Regions from separate parts of the Homo sapiens genome. Here region 1 is linked to region 2. A link is a loop called in an ENCODE intact Hi-C map of the cell type or tissue named here. Cell type or tissue: heart right ventricle. All regions are shown on one strand. Links, peaks and the distances in the headings refer to the core of each region. The heading gives the core; the rest is flanking DNA.

The links. Hi-C counts contacts between places; a loop is a spot of excess contacts. Peaks named below come from ENCODE experiments on the same cell type or tissue, not always from the same donor. Only the 100,000 strongest peaks of a DNase experiment are listed, where the experiment ranks them.
Region 1: a loop joins it to region 2, with 15 times the contacts of the local background. A loop is called at or near these places in 5 of 110 quality-filtered maps.

The regions. Positions count from the first base shown.
Region 1 is chr4:12,175,643-12,183,964 of GRCh38, reverse strand. No RefSeq gene overlaps it. Among named protein-coding and RNA genes, the nearest start is that of LINC02270, 44 kb to the left of the region's middle. In heart right ventricle, for the core only: no CTCF peak of the experiment used is centred there; a DNase peak (open chromatin) is centred at 4,596.
Region 2 is chr4:12,628,668-12,636,989 of GRCh38, reverse strand. No RefSeq gene overlaps it. Among named protein-coding and RNA genes, the nearest start is that of LINC02270, 410 kb to the right of the region's middle. RefSeq lists an enhancer at 3,627-3,686. In heart right ventricle, for the core only: a CTCF peak has its summit at 3,723 (motif pointing right); a DNase peak (open chromatin) is centred at 3,749.

The DNA of each region.
Region 1 (8,322 bases), core at 1,509-6,508, 450 kb after region 2:
CCTCAGCCTCCAGAGTAGCTGAGGCCAAAGCTACATGCCACTGCACCAGGCTAATTTAAATTTTTTTTTTTTTGTAGAGGGACGGCCTCTCTGTGTTGCCAAGGCTGGTCTTGAACTCCTGTGTTCAAGTGATCCACCTGCCTCAGCCTCCTAAAGTATTGGAACTGGGATAACAGTCATGACGTCCTTCCTTCCTTCCTTCCTTCCTTCCCTTCTTTCCTTCCCTTCTTTCCTCCTTCTTTCTTTTCTTTTTCTTTCTTTTCCTTCCTTTCTTTCCTTTTTCTTTCTTTTCTTTTCCTTTCTTTTCTTTCTTTTTGTTTCTTTCTTTTCTCTCTTCTCTGTCGCCCAGTGTGCAGTTGTGTGATCTGCAACCTCCACCTTGCCACCACATTTAAGTGATTCTCCTGCCTCAGCCTCCCGAGTATCTGGTATTACAGGAATGAGCCACTACTCCTGGCTAATTTTTGTATTTTTAGTAGAGATGAGGTTTCACCATGCTGGACAGACTGGTCTCGAAGTCGTGACCTCAAGTGATCCCCCCTACTCAGCATCCCAAAGTGCTGGGATTACAGGTGTGAGCCACCACAACTGGCCCCCACTCACACTTTTCTAAAACTGTGTTTTACAAACCTTTCCTCATTTTTTACTCAGTACAGCATTAAAGTTTTTCCCTTTGATACAGGCAAGGAATCAGAGAGTCTATGTAGCTGAGAAGTATCAAATGGATAAATTGGAACCTGGTCTTTAGTCTCCATGAGGCCCCTTATTCCACAGAGCTGGCTCTTAAGAATATATGGATTATAAATATTCACTAAAAATTAAGAACTGCAGTTTGTCTCAGTACATGAGTTATCATAGGGAAAGCTGTTAGAATAATGTCTGGCTAACTGTTAGTACTTCTTGGTCATTTGTTGTTGAACTGTTATTATTGGTCATAGTTTTGATATTGTCGTTATCAATGTTCTAAGATAACTGGGCCAGCCCAAAGTCAGTAGTTCTTCTGACCCCAAATATAGATAAACCAAGCAAAAAGAAAGAAATGAAGACCACCGTAGCAGAGTTTGAGAATATCTGGTCACCTAATATTCATAGAAATTTACTGTTAATGATAAGCCCAATATGTTCAAATCTTGACCAAGTTGGCTATCTGATAAAAGGTGATTATGTGAATTGAGTTTGTCACTGAGCACGGTTCTCAAACAGCAAAATAATAAAATAAAGATCATTCCAACCAGTTATTTAATTAAACAGCTTATGAATTTCTGTTTTGTTTACAAGGCACATCTGCATGCAGTAACCTGCTTAAACTTAGGAAGGAGAATTCCTTTTAGGATCCCATGCTTCAGTGCAGAGGTCAATGAATTACAGCCCATGGGCCAAGTTTGGCCTTCTATGATTCAAATAAGGCCATGCTTACTTCATTTGTCTACATGCTGTCTATGGCTAATATTGCACTACAACAGCAAAATATATATATATATACACACATACATACATATATATGTACTATTAGGCCCTTTACAGAAAAAAAATTGTTGACTTGAGTTTAGATGGACATTCATGATTTAGATATAGTCATATCACAAAAATAGGTAAACACATACACACAAACAATAATATGTAAGCACCTCAATCACCTGCAGTCCAGCTTTCAGGGCCGGCCTGGTGGGAGCAGTAACTCTAATTGTCAAACATTCACTCTTCGGATTAACACTGCAAAGCCCAAGGAGAGGATCTCTACATTTGCATACTCAAAAACAAGCAAATGGCCCAAGATATGTAAAAAATAAACAAACAAAAAATAACACACTGCATCAAAAAGTCAAAGTTGCATGCGTTATGCCTCTTCTGTTATACAGCTTCAGAAGTGTACAGGTAAAAGAGAACAAATTAATTAATGAATTATATTAGGGTTCTGCAAGGAAACAGAACAAATAGGATATATATATATATATATATATATGCACATATATATAAATGTGTGTGTGTGTATATATATATATATATATATATATATATATTTTTTTTTTTTTACAGAAAGAGATAGTATAAGGACTTATCTCACACGACTGTGGAGCCTAAGGAGTTGTATGATCTGCTTGCTGTCTGCAAGCTGGAGACTCAGGGAAGGTTGTGGTGTAAATACCAGTCCAAGCCCTAAGAACCAGGCATGCTGGTAGTAAGTTCCAGTTCAAGGGCAGGAGAAGATGGGCATCAAGGCTCAAACAGTCAAACCAAGTGCAAATTCAACCCTCCTCTACCTTTTTGCTCTGTGCAGGCCCTAGATGAATTGGATGAGGCCCACTCAAATTAAGGAGGGCCATCTGCTTTCTCTGTTCAGTGATTCAAATGCCAGTTTCTTCTGAAAACCCCTGTATAGACATAACCAGAAATAATATTTAAGCAGATATCTAGGCATTTCCTGGCACACTCAAGGGTCCAGGGATTTACACATAAAATTAATAATCGCACAGATCAAATCTTCAACATGAACACAATATATTCTTACATAACTTAAGTGTCATTTTTTTCAGTTGAGCTAGTGTCCATCTTCTCTTTGAGTAATGTTCCAATTCCTGCTATGGACATACTGACTAATTAGCATGCTACTTGCGTATGGTAGTCATACATAGCAACTAAGGAACATTCTGTAATTTACAATAATTCATATGACTCTTACATTTATATACTTGTTGGTCTAGACATAGCATGCATGAAGTGTGATATTGATTCCTTAATTTGGCGAGTAGATACACATTGAATGTGAAAATTAGGAAGTTATATTTTATAAGAATATTTAATAAAAATGCATTTTAAGATGATCTAAAATAATTTTGATATGAAATTAATATTTATTATTAAACTTGCATTTTAGCTTTTATGATGTTTGTCAGTTTTGAATATTTGTGAAGAAAAATATCGTGATTGAGAATAGATATAGAATAATTCTAGTGTTTATATTTTACATATGTTGAAATTTACATTTTGGATAAAATATTAACATTTACTAATCTCTGAGTACATTTACATTTTATTTTTGGTCAGCTGGACAGTTATAAATATAAAATATATATATAAAAATATTGACTATAAAATATGGCAATGCTGATGAAATGAAGGTAAATCATGAAGTAAATACATAGTAATGTATTAAGTGTATATTGTCTCTAATCATCCAATCATCATTCTTTTATAAGTACAACACCCAGACATGCACAATAATAATAAATTTGGTCTTTTTTGATATTTTTGGACTGACTTTGACTTTCAGTCACCTAAAAGCTATACACGTTTTTGGCTTGAAGGTATATTTATCAATATAGAAGTTATATATTAATTTATTATATATGTGTTTATTAGTTTATGATGTTCAACTCTTTAAATGTATGATAAATCGGTTTCCTTTTTTATTTCTCACTCAGTCACCATAAAAGTTAGGTGAAGCCCTGTTCACATGAATGGACTGAGACTCACATTGAAATGTCAGCAGCCCCCTCTACTTCTGGCTGTTTAGGCTTAGACTTGATATCCTTATCTGTAAAGTAGGACATCATCAGTCCCCTCATTGTATTTCTGGGATGATTACATAAGCCAACGTCTGTAAAAGTGTCTAGCACTTAGCTCATGCTAGTTTCTTCTCATAAGCATATTATATCACTTGAACCTCAAAATAATGAGGTTGGTTTCATTAAGTGCTCTGTTGTTCTTTAATAAATGATAAAAATGAGATTCTGGGAAGATGGTACCTACTAGAGATCACAAGTCAGTGAATGGTGGATGTGGGTCCATCATGCATGACTTAATGGGGTAACAGTAAAAGAAAGTGTGGCCCTTGGGATCAGAAATCCAAGTTTGAGTCTCATCTTTACCATTTAATGGCTATGTGACCTTGAACAAGGAATTTAAACTTCTTCATTGTCAATTTTCCCAAATGTCAATTGAGGTTTAGAGTAGCCATCTATAAAATGTGAGAATTAAATAAAGTAGCATAAAATACTACCAGATGTATGTGATTTATATGGTTTCAACCTTATTCCTCTCAATACTGTGCTCTTGTTACGTTGAAAATATGCCTTTTTCAGTAGGAATATTTCTTCCAAATAAATGTTCACCTACAACTCCAATGTTATTGATACATAAAATATAAAGAACAGCCTTGGATGAATTAGAACAGAGCCCCTGTGTATTAGAATGCCACTTCTTTTCCTTACTCTCCAGGACTATGGTGGTGGCTCCTGAAGGTATTTTCTTTGAACCTGAAGGCTCTAGAAAACAAGGTTTGAAATATATGCCCTAAAACCACTTTCCTTGTTACATCATTGCATACATCTACATATGAAATAATCTGCAGTGATAGCTATTTTCCTGAAGCAGTTCTGACAGCTCAACTGAAGAAGAATTTTCCATCCGCCTCTGCTGGCTAATGTGGCCATTTCTGCACATCATAAACATGTCTCCCCACAATGCCTCCCACTTCTCCTTCCGCTCTCCATCTTGTTCCAACACTGGGCCAGCACAGCATCAAGCATCCACACGACCTTGGCTTACTTCAACTCAATCTAGCATCCGTGTAAAAGCATTCTGAGACTCCGTATACCAGACGGGTGGCTGGCTGTGTGCCACCAGTTTAATTGCCAGCTTAAGTCACTTGAGTTTCCTAATTCTAGAGTAGCGTTTTACACACCTGCAGTTTTTTTCTTTTTCTTTTTCTTTTCTTTTTTTTTTTTTTTTTAGCTTTTCATGCAAATCTAGATTTTGCCAACTCTGGCATTTTTCAGTAACAGCACATTTCTCTCTGACAGTCCCATTGAAAGCAAGTGGGGCTTAGCACCTTTCAACTATGATATTGCCTTTGGCTCTCACACAGATGTCTATCACTTCAGCTTCTATTTTCAGGGTTCAGGAATGTATAAGGTTTGGAAGACTGACCTGTGCCAGTAATCAACATAAATCATATTGTGTCACTCTACTGCTTACTATTCTCCAGTGGTTTCTCATTGTACTCAAAACTCTTTGTTTTTCCTTCAAAATATGCAAGTGCTGATCTCTCCCTATTCCTACAACAACATTTAATACTATGATTCTTCTCTCTCTCATTCTGCTCTATCCACTATGACCTACTTTCTGTTTTGCTGCCACCAAGAGTTTATTTCTGTAGCAGTCTTTGAGATAACTCTGCTCAGTCTAGAATGTCTCTCTTCCTAACGTTATGTAGCTGCTCCTTCACGTCATTCAGATTTCTGTTTACATATCACCTCCTCACAAAGATGTTTGCCGACTACCTACACTAAATTAGCTACTGAGAAACTTTCTGTCACATAATGCTATGATAATTCTGTACAAACGCCTACCTGTACTTCTTTAATTTTTAAAATGATTGCATTTTGGGGTTTGTGTTTGTTTGTTTGCTTCTCCTTCTTGAGTGGAAATTCCATGACTGTGGGGGAACTTCTATGTTTCATTCACTGCTGTATATTCAGCAAATGAAACAGCCTGACACACAGTAGGGATGCAGTAAATATTTGTTTAATTAACTGCCTGGCCTACCAACAGTGTCTCTATTCCCATAAAGCCAAGTCTCTTACCTTAGTATTATATTGGATGTGATGTGGATTTACCAAGTTTTATTTGTTGTCATTTCCATCTAGTCACACAAAATAAACTGAACCAACTCTTTGTGGTTAGGTAGAGTTATAGGACATTTTTGGATAACACAATGTGAGTGGAAGTGATCTGCACCAATCTGGGATGAGGCAGGGAAAAACCCCTCACCATTCTATCTTCTCCTTTCCTCACTTTGGGGATTGGCTGACCAGAGGCTGTGTGCCAGGATGGGATCACAAGATGGAAGTAGCATGCCTATGTGAGTCATCTCTCTAGACATAGCTGCCATAGAGGGTGGCTCAATCCACACTGGACTTATAATGGGTGGAAAACAAACTTGTATGTGTTACGTTGGTTACCACAGCATAAGCATAACCTATCTGGAATAATGAATCCATACAGAATGAGAAGAGCATGGGATCAAGAAATACCCAGAATCAAAGCCAGCCTAAATTGTTTGATCTATCTAAGCTGCTACTGATATGGTTTGGCTCTATGTTCCCACCCAAATCTCATCTGGAATTATAATCCCCACGTGTTGAGGGAGGGACCTGGTGGGAAGCAATTGGATCATGGTGGTGGTTTCCTCCATGATGTTCTAATGATACTGAGGGTGTTCTCATGAGATCTGATGGTTTAAAAGTGGTAATTTCCCTTGTATTCTCTCTCTCTCTCCTACTGCCACGTAAGACAAGCCTTGCCTCCCCTTTGCCTTCCACCATGGTTGTAAATTTTCTGTGGCCTCTCCAGCCAGGTGGAACTGTGAGTTAATTAAACCTTCTTCATAAATTACCCAGTCTCAGGTTGCATTCTTATAGCAGTGTGAGACTGGACTTGTACAGCTATGAAATAAAGTGTTTAACGTACATGCACACTTTTAGGTGGTTAGTCATATAAGTACTTGGGACAAGTAAGTGTTCATTAAATTTTAGTTCAAGATTAACATTTCTAGAAACAAATTTACCTATTCATTAAATATACAATGCAACTTTGAATCTTATTGCATTCCAGCCTTAATATGATAATGAACACCAGCCCCTTTGTTCCTAGAAAGGGGTCCTGATCCAGACCCCAAGAGAGGGTTCTTGGATCTCTCTCAAGAAAGAATTCAGGGCAAGTCTGCAATACAAAGTAAAAGCAAGTTGATTAAGAAAGTAAAGTGGTGAAAGGATGACTACTCCATAGACAGAATAGCATGTTCCTGAAGGTAAGAGGAGGAACGTGTCTGCCCTAAGTACAATGCTTGTGTGTGTGTATATGATAAAAATAGATCTTGGGGAGATGTGCTCTGCTACAAAAGTTTGTGTTACAAGATTATTTTTCTTAATTACTGTATTTTGCAAGAACTGATATTATTTTTAAAGCAAAATTAGGAAAGCCTTTGTTCTCCAGATATTGGGATATCTGGACACTCCCAAGTCTGGGTCTGTTTTAGTCAAATTATTAATTTGTTCCCTTAACCATAAATATCTAGAGTCTAGGAATGCCTAATTTCCTGGGAATGCAGCCCAGAAAGTCTCAGCCTCATTTTCCTAGCCCTCACTCAAAATGGAGTCACTCTGGTTCAAACGCCTCTGACACCTTCATTACTTATCACTTATTCAATGTTAATATTGGTCGTCCTTTAAGATGCCAGACATTGTTCTAAAAGCACCAAGGTGAACAAAACACCTTTTCCCTCTAAAATATCTCTTACTTCAATAGTTAGGATGGACGTGCAAGTAAACAAATTTGATGAGTTGAGACAAAAATAATAAAGGCTATGACAAAGATTCCATCTAAATGGAAGAGGTAAAGTTTGAGCTGGATCTGAGGTTTTTTTTGCATTATATTTTTCATGAATATTCTCATTCATTTCATCATTGATTCAAATCCTTTTTAAAATTTCTTTGGGTCCCTGATTCAGCAATTATCCTCTCCCCTTTCTTGGTATTACTTTTTTCTATAACTCATTCTATTTGCCCTAAAATATCTTATTAAAATTACAAAGTAAAACAAGTCAAATCAAATCAAAATAAATGAGCAAACAAGCATCCTTCTTTTTTTTTTTTTTTTTGACAGAATTTTGCTCTGTCACCAGGCTGCTCCGGTGCAGTGGTGCGATCTAGGCTCGCTGCAACCTCTGCCTCCTGGGTTCAAGCGAGTCTCCTGACTCAGCCTTCCAAGTAGCTGGGATTACAAGCGTGCATCACTGCTCCCATCTAATTTTTGTATTTTTAGTAGAGACGGGATTTCACCATGTTGGCCAGGAATGTCTCGATCTCCTGACCTTGTGATCCATCCACCTTGGCCTCTCAAAGTGCTGGGATTACAGGCATGAAACACCATGCCTGACCACAAGCATCCTTCTATAGATATTGCTTGCCAGTAAGCAAAGTTTCTTACTTTCTTGATGATGTCTACCCCATATCTGCATTAAATCACCTTGCTTTCACTCAGAAATTCATTCCTTCATTCTTCAACAAGTATTAAGCATCTGCTGTTTGCCAGTCACTATAGTTGGCATTGGAGATACAAACATGATTGTTGTTTATAATATAAAGATAAGACATTTAGATAATAGCAAAAAAAAAAAAACCCATGCAACTTTACACTGTGACATGTTTGTATGTCTTTCCATCTGGTATGCATAGTTCTATAAAACTATAGAAGCAGAGTCATCTAACCAGCTAGAATGTCAAAAAATGATTTCTCAATGAGGTAATATTTGAAAGGAGT
Region 2 (8,322 bases), core at 1,677-6,676:
TAGCACAACTGAAAAAGACATTTTTCAAAGGGATTTTACAAAATACCACAAATGCATGTTTCTGAAATTAAAAAATATTTTGTATAGTGTGCCACATGACCCCATCCCTGGGTATACACCTGAGGAATTCAGTGGAATCTTCAAAAAAAGAGCATGTCAGTGTATTCCAGTTCCATAGAGGTACACTGAGTCTTGAAAAACTTAGGCAAACTGATTATTGGTGACAAGGCTGATATGGCAGCAATAGCACTGAAAATTAGCTTTCCTGATAACTTGGGCATTCTTCTTTGCTAGAGCAGTTTTCTGCTCTTCCCTTTACTCTTTCTTATTTATTTCACTTTATTTATTTTTAGTTAGTTGCACATGGGACTTTGTCACCTCAAAGAGATGTGAACAGAGTTTTAGACGGTGACATCATTGTAGAGCTCAGATGTGTTCATTGCTATAAGCAGAAAGCTTCTGGCAGGCTGCAGTTTAATGAGGCAATCTCAAAGCCGCTTAGACCATTGTTTGCCTTTTGCCTTTGTTTGCAAATTCAGCACAAATTCATGAAATCCGCCAGAAAATGACAAGACTCTAGCAAAATTACTCATAACTCAAGGGACTGGGTGAAACCAAACTGTCATTGCCGCTTTCTCTGGCAGTTTGAGACAGCCAACGAGACAGGCACCTGCATGGTGTTTACAAGGTCAGGATAACAGCAACTTGGTGTGGACACCATACTCAGCAATTGTACCTTTGAGACCCAGGATCCTGGATTCCACAGAAGTTATTGAAAAATCTCTGCTGCCCAGAAAATTACCTCTAAAAGTCACTTTCTGAAAATTGCCCTGGAAAATAGGGTCTCAATGAAAGTGAAGATTAGCGCTAAGTTTCCAAATTAAAAAAAAAAAAAAAGCTAGCCTATTTTTTCTTAGACATATAGCAAATTACAACAGGAAGGGAGGAAGGGAGGAAAGAAGGAAGGAAGGAAGGAAGGAAGGAAGGAAGGAAGGAAAGAAGGGTATTAAGTAGTTAAAAAGAGAACAGAACTCTATAAGGGGGCCTCTAAGACCTCACATGATTTGGTCCCCTCCTTCCACTTCAACCTCATCTTGTTCTGCTCCACCTGCTTCCACTGTGCCCCAAGCACACTGAACTCTACCATTCCCTTCAGCAATAAACATCTCAACATTTCAGAGCTTTGCAGTTTCACTTCCTTAATCTAGAAATCTTCTTCCAGCAATGCCAGGAAGGATACCTTCTCATCCTTTTTATCAATTCTCCGTAAAGGACTTTATTGATGACTTCATCTAAAATATTCCACTCTCAACCCAATCTCAGTATTTGGTGTGTTTCCTTCATAACTCTAGTTATAGCCTATAATTAAGCTGTTTCCTTAAAAGTAGTAACTAATAAATACTGGCATTTACTATTTATATATGCCTGATACTATTTAATGTAATGAAACTTAGTTATCACAGCAACTTTAAGACATAGAGACTATTGCTATCCCCTTTTAGCATATGGCAGAAAATTGAGGCATAAAGAGGTTAAGTAACTTGTCCACAGTCACATGGTTAGGAAGTGGTGGGCCCAGAACTCAAACCCCAGCCCTCTTGCTAGGTACCTTGCTGTCCTGTCTCTCCTGCTTTGTGTCCTGTCTCCCTACCCAAGAAGGGATGTTCCCAAGGACAGAAACCTCTCCTGATTTCACTATTGCATCTCTAGCACGTGGAACAGTGTGCGGCACATACTCTGTGCTCATATATTTGTTGAAAAATTGAATTGAAGAAAAAGGGAACATTTCAGAAGAAGAAACATGAGGGGTTAGGTCTGCAAACACACACACATGAAAAGACAAAAACAAACAAACAAAAACCTACAAAAGACTCATATAACAGATACGAGGGATAAAACCTTTCTTCTATATTCCTGGTTGTAATTCTGGGCTTTGTGCTTACCTGACTCATGCTTTATTTTTCTCAGTGTTATAAATATTGTAGTTCATGGCAAACACCTAGCAGGATACAGCAGAACTTCAGTATATGGCAGTAACTGTGATGAAGAAGGAGAGGAAGAGGGAAGAATGACAAAAAAAAAAATACAGAGAGAAATACAAAGCTGGTTCATTTTTGGGAGACTATACATGCATAAAAGTCTTGTTTTTTTAAACTATGAACTGCTATATAAACCTTACCTAGACTTTCCCTTAACTCTTGGGTAGTGTGGTTTATTAGAAGAAGATGCCTTTTAAAGTCAAATATTCTTAAACTTTTATCTTTGCATCTTAACCAGTGGTGTGCTGGCGTATGTTTAACAACCAGGCAGGCACAGGGACTTCTTTGCAGCAATTGCTCATTGACATGCTGTAAATAATTCTACTGTGGCTGACTTCAAGCTGCCAACATGACATTACTGAATGAAGAGTTGCCTCCTATAAGCCAGTGTGAGCTCATTCCAGTGCAACCCTGTACCTTCCACAGCGTGACCTTGCAGAAATAATCTCTCTGAGACTCGGTTTCATGGTCCATAAAAGGGATCTGCCAATAAGTGTCTTCTAGGGCTGGACCTGTTGGGCAGATTAAATGTGAAAATTCACAGAAATGCCAAGCACAGTGCCTGCCACACAGCTGTGCCCCATAAGCATTGCTTCCTTATTTTTAAAGATAATTAAGTTTAAACATCCAAAAAATTTCTTCAAGTTTGTGTTGGTGGGGGAGAGGTTGGGAGAGAAACTAGGTCTCTTAGGCAAAACAATATTAATCTTACTTTTCCACTTTCTTTTATATTCTCTCTCTTACAATGATTTTATCTAAACATTTTTTTTCTTGGTTCTCATTTTGTCTGACTTAAGCTAGATGGTCAATCTCCAAAAGAACAAAATAAATGAGAAGTAATAACTGTGGCCTTGCTGTCATGTTTACTTTCTAAATGGAATGAATCTTTCAGAACATTTTGCCTAATAAAATGACATAGATGGGGACCTGAAGCTGAACTCACAAGATCCTTAACATACAGATTTAAGGATTTTAATAAAAAATATTAATCTCTTGATTTATTGCAGAAGTTTTAAAACAACCAACTGAACACATATGCTTAGATATATGTACACACACATACATTATAGTCTAATGTAGATAATGTTTACTGTGAACCTGCTGTGGGGCAGACACTGTGCTCAACATGTATACATACATATATATCTATGTTAGACTACAGTTTTTCTCCATAAATTTATATGTAATTTAGAACAAGGTGACTCGAAAATAATTAGTTTTTGATTGATTTACTTATTCATTTATTTATTCATTCCCTTAAGCACTCATGCATCAAATCTTTGTAGAATACCTGCCATGTGTCAAACCCTGCTCTAGGCAAGAGCGTATACATAGATGAATTATATGGGTCCCCTGCACCGCGTGAGTTAGTTGGCTCCTGGGGAAGGCAGACGTATACAGAGATAATCACAAAGTGAAGGAGGACAAAGCACCATGATGATAATAAAAGTGGAAGACACACAAAGCTCTTCATTTTCAATTTTGTAAAGTAAGAATTACACAGAGGAAAGTGTGAAGGGAAGTGTCACCTGTTATCTATTAATGGTTATAATTATTTGATTATATTTTTACATTGAATGATAATTCAACATAGGACAGTCTCTTCGAGATCACATCGCTGAGTATCATCCCCCAAGGCTTCTTAAATTCAAGGTCTACTGGCACCTATGCGGCAATACACATTGTGGCCTGTAGATGGCAGGCGTCGCTCACTGTTTCGATGGATCTCATCCACACCTGACGGATGATGCAGCCTTAAGCTTTGGGCCAGAGTCGTCTCGCAGGTCTGCCTACCGCTGCTCCACAAGTGCAGAGCTACATATTTATTTACTTCGTTCATCTTAAAATCTTGTGATGTAACACATTTTTCATGTCAGAGATTTTTAATGTTCCTGAACATTTTGTGAGCAGAACTTAATGCTTGTGGGAAGGGCTTCAACTTGAATGACTTTTGATGTTTGGATGTAAATAAAGAATTATTTAAGAAAAAAAAAAAGTCGATATTGTAGAATAATCAAGTAAATTAAAAATAGAGGGCACTAACCCTACGTATAAATGTGCCTGCTAAGCATAGACGCTATTTGCAATACCCCACCACTTCCTTCTCCGAGATCATGGCAATGTTAGCACCTTGGCCCCAGGGCTAGAATTATTTCATCTAAGCAAGAATCTATTGGCTTCCGACTATGTGCAAGACGCTGCATTGGGTGATAAGGGGATATATAGTTGAATAAGCATAAAACCTGGCCTTATAGGACTTATAATTCGGGGGAGACAGCTAACAACAATGCAGAAATTCTAGCAAGTCGCTGTGAGAGTGGAGTTGTGGAGGATATTACACCCAATAATGGGTAGAATAATTGTGGAGAAAATGAAATTAGAGTCAGCTGTGGGGTTACCCAGAGAAACTTCACAGGCAGTTTTGAGGAGAAGGCACCTCAAATATTTTGATCAGTTTAGGCAAAACTATATTTTAAAAGCCCCCTGGAAATATAAATTGCATACCTGTTTTTCTTTTTAAATTTGTGTCCACTTCTTGTAACACATAATTACATGTGATAATAAATGGACTCTGATTTTAGATTTCACAGCCAACAAATCTATATAATCCCCAAATAAATGAGTCTATGTCCTCTGTGCAATTTACTGTGTATCTTGAAATAATTGTGTATTTATATCACATTAAAATAAACCTAATTGGCAACTTTATAATTTTAACATATGCTAATCATTTTTAAAATTGCAAAGTTCAGAAAAATTTAGACACTAATGAAAATAACCTGTAATCTCAACTTCCCAATAAAGCTATGCCTAATATTTCTGTGTTAAACAAAATCTTAATGATTACATAAGAATTCTAATAGCAAAATGTTTATATTTATAAAAATCTAGTAAAATCAGACTAAACTTATTGATGCTTAAAGCTAGTCATGAGCATAATGACATTTTCCTGCCTTGTTAAGAATTGTAAAATCAATGAAAACGATTTACATTTTAAAACTGGAAAAAAAAAACTAGTCTCCGCTTTCGCCTTTAACAGATTTGAGTTTAAACCCCAGCTAAATTGAGCTTTTTATTGCGTAGTAATTTCTCTTTCTGAGGTCCTATTTCCTGTTTTGTAAAATGGAGTTACAATGTCTATCCTTGGTTGTGAGGTTTAAGAAAAGTCATGTGCTAGACCTGGCACATGGCAGGTGCTTAGCTGATATAACTTTTCCCCAACTCTTTATGTCAAGGAAGTTCCTTTTCTCTCTCCTGTTGAGAATCCCTGAGAAGCTTTTAAACAACACCCTAGTCCAGGATTCCTTAGCTGAAGGGCTACGGACCTTTGGGTTCTGATAAATCTTCGTTATGGGAACTATAGGGTGTTTGACAGCATCTGTGTTCCCTATTCAATAGATGCCAGTGGCAACTCCCGTATCTGTGGCAACTTCCCTATTTTTGGCAACCAAAAATGTTTTCAATCATGGCCAAAATCATCTCCCCGGGGCAAAATCTCCTCTGCATGAGAACCACTGCCCTAGTTCTTAACGAATGCCCAAGAAATCGATATCGCTGGATGGGAAAGACTTCTTTCCAGTGTGCCCATGCTGTACACCACAGACTGCACAGCTGCAAGTCTGGTTGACTTGCAGGCACTGCTACCCTTTCCTGCCTTTGCAGTTATCACCTTGGTTCTGGGAAGTCCTGGACACAGCAGCTCGTGTCTTAGCATCTTTTTTTTCCCCAAACATCTTATGGAGTCTATGACACTCTGTTTTGCCGTAAGTCCATTATCTGATTTGCCTTGAGTGAATGCTTCCCTCACTGTATCACAGCCTCCCTAACTGCATGGCTGCCAGATCTGCTCAAACAGTCTTCTGCCTTGGTCTTGCTTAGTAGTCTGGTTTCCCACCGGCATATTGCCCTCATCCCCAGGTCACTTGGCTGAGGCTGGGGCATCTTTCCTAGTTTGCAGTAATCACCCAGGAACCTGGACCGAAGATCCGTATATCCTCAGTGGCTGACACAGAACACGATCCTTGAGAAAAAGGGTCATGTTTTAATATATCGTGGTGGATATCTCTACAAGACAATGGGAATGAAGTAGAATTGGAATTTAAGTTAAACCTCACTATTTATACTTGTCCTTTTATTTTCTGTCTTGATTATTTTTATCTGCCATTTTATGATTTTACAGAGTATACATGATTGTGGTTTATTTTATCTTCATTTTTGTAGCTGTTTTCATGCATCCTTGGCAGTTCTACCATGTTTTTGACTATAAGAGCTCCTGCTGCATATGAAGGCAAGAGGCTCTGCAAAACTTCTAGTGAATATTCATCTCTTCTTTGCAGTGCTATGATTATCATGCTTGGCTGGACTTTTAGCTAAAAACTGACCTCAAGACTTAACTCATTGGTACCCCAAATTATAAACATCGTCTCAGTACCCACCAATTCTATTGGGGTATCCTAGGGTTTCAAATTCACTGCAATTAGAGCCAAAATGCTTACCCCTCTATCTACTGAACTTCTAGAATGGCCTCCACTCCAGGCAAACTCTAGCCATATCAAATCCCTTTCTCTAGGTTTTTTTCTAGATTCTATCTTTATTTTTTCTCCCATGAGTTCTAGGTCAGAATGTTAGTCAAGATTTCTCAAAAATTAGAATCTTAGGCAATGGCTTGCATCACCTAGTTTATCTGAGGAAGTAATTCCAAAGAAAAGAATGGGAAAATAGGTAAAATGAAACAAGGAAGAAAGCACAGAATATCTTAAAGGTGTTATTGGGATTGTCACTGGCACAGACCTCTTGAGCTAAACCCTACTTGCAAACTTTTGAGCCATGAGTCATGTAGAATGCTCCTTGAACTTTTCCACATGAAGGACAGGAGAGGGCTGGATTTATCCACTGGCTCCAATCTCCCATTGGACAAGAATTGTCCCATAGAGTATTGACATGGTTCGGCTCTGTGTCCCCACCCAAATCTCATGTTGAATTGTGATCCGCAGTGTTGGAGGATGGGCCTGGTGGGAAGTGATTAAGTCACGTGTGCGGCCTCCCTGCTTGCTGTTCTCATGATAGAGTTCTCAGGAGATATGATTGTTTGAAAGTGTGTATCGCCTCCCTCTTCACTCTCTCCCTCCACTGCTGGTCATGTGAAGAAGTGCGTTCCTCTTCATCATCTTCCACCATGATCATAAGTTTCCTGAGGCCTCCCCTGAAGTAGAAGCCTGTATAACCCACAGAACCTGAGCCAATTAAACCTCTTTTCTTTATAAATTACCCAGTTTCAGTTATGTCTTTATAGCAGTGTGGGAATGGACTAATACAAGTATTAACTCCATCATAATTCCATATTTGGCTATATGTCAAAATGGCTTAACTCATTGTCACAAGTGACTCATGTGGCAGCATGAGATGTTTGGTGCAACAGAGGGGTCATACCATAAGATTCTACCTACTTGCAACTGATTGCACTAGCAATGGCTGGAGCAGAAATATGAGTGGAGAGCATACGAGCAGGGCACAACTATCTCATATACCTGGCAGGTCCAAATTTCTTCAGGCCATGAGGTCATGGGCCTGGGTAAGAGCCAGAGTATGTTACCAGCGCCAAAACTCTTGTATTAGTGATACTGGTTGCTAGATTGCTGGGTAACTATAGAGTTGTGGCTTCATCTGATAAGCAGTAACTCAAGAAAATGTATTATCCAGATAAAGTCAAAATTATTGAAGAAAGACGAAGTCTCAAGATGACCTCAAATGTGCCTATTTTTGTTCAAGATTCAGGTTATAATAAGCCCATGTTCCCACATTAGTTTTGCAATCTTTTGTGTTTTATTTAATCTCAGTTCATGTTGAACTGGAAGGTGAAAGGGCCTTCTTCCAGTTAAAAATAGTAAACTCCTATATGGTGGGTGGTAACATTATCAAAAGAGAAAGGTTAAATCATTTTGCTACCATTATCTTCACCTTCTGTCATGGAAATTTATATCATTGCAATCAGTACAGAAGCTGAACTTTTTGGTGGATTCTACTTATATGTCCAGATAAAAAGCAACATTATATAGATCCCACTTATGGTTTTATGAACTATGGAAAGAATTGTGATAAGCGCCTTGAAATAATGATTTGGGGCATCACTGAGGGGTTCTCTTTTATAGACAAGGAAATTCAAAATGTCAACTGAACATTAATTAATATGGAGCATCTACGATTTCAGCTGTTTTCCCCAAATTGCTGAAGCTTCCCAAAATATATCAGCATTTAACATTGTCTGCCAACCCTCCCTGTGAAC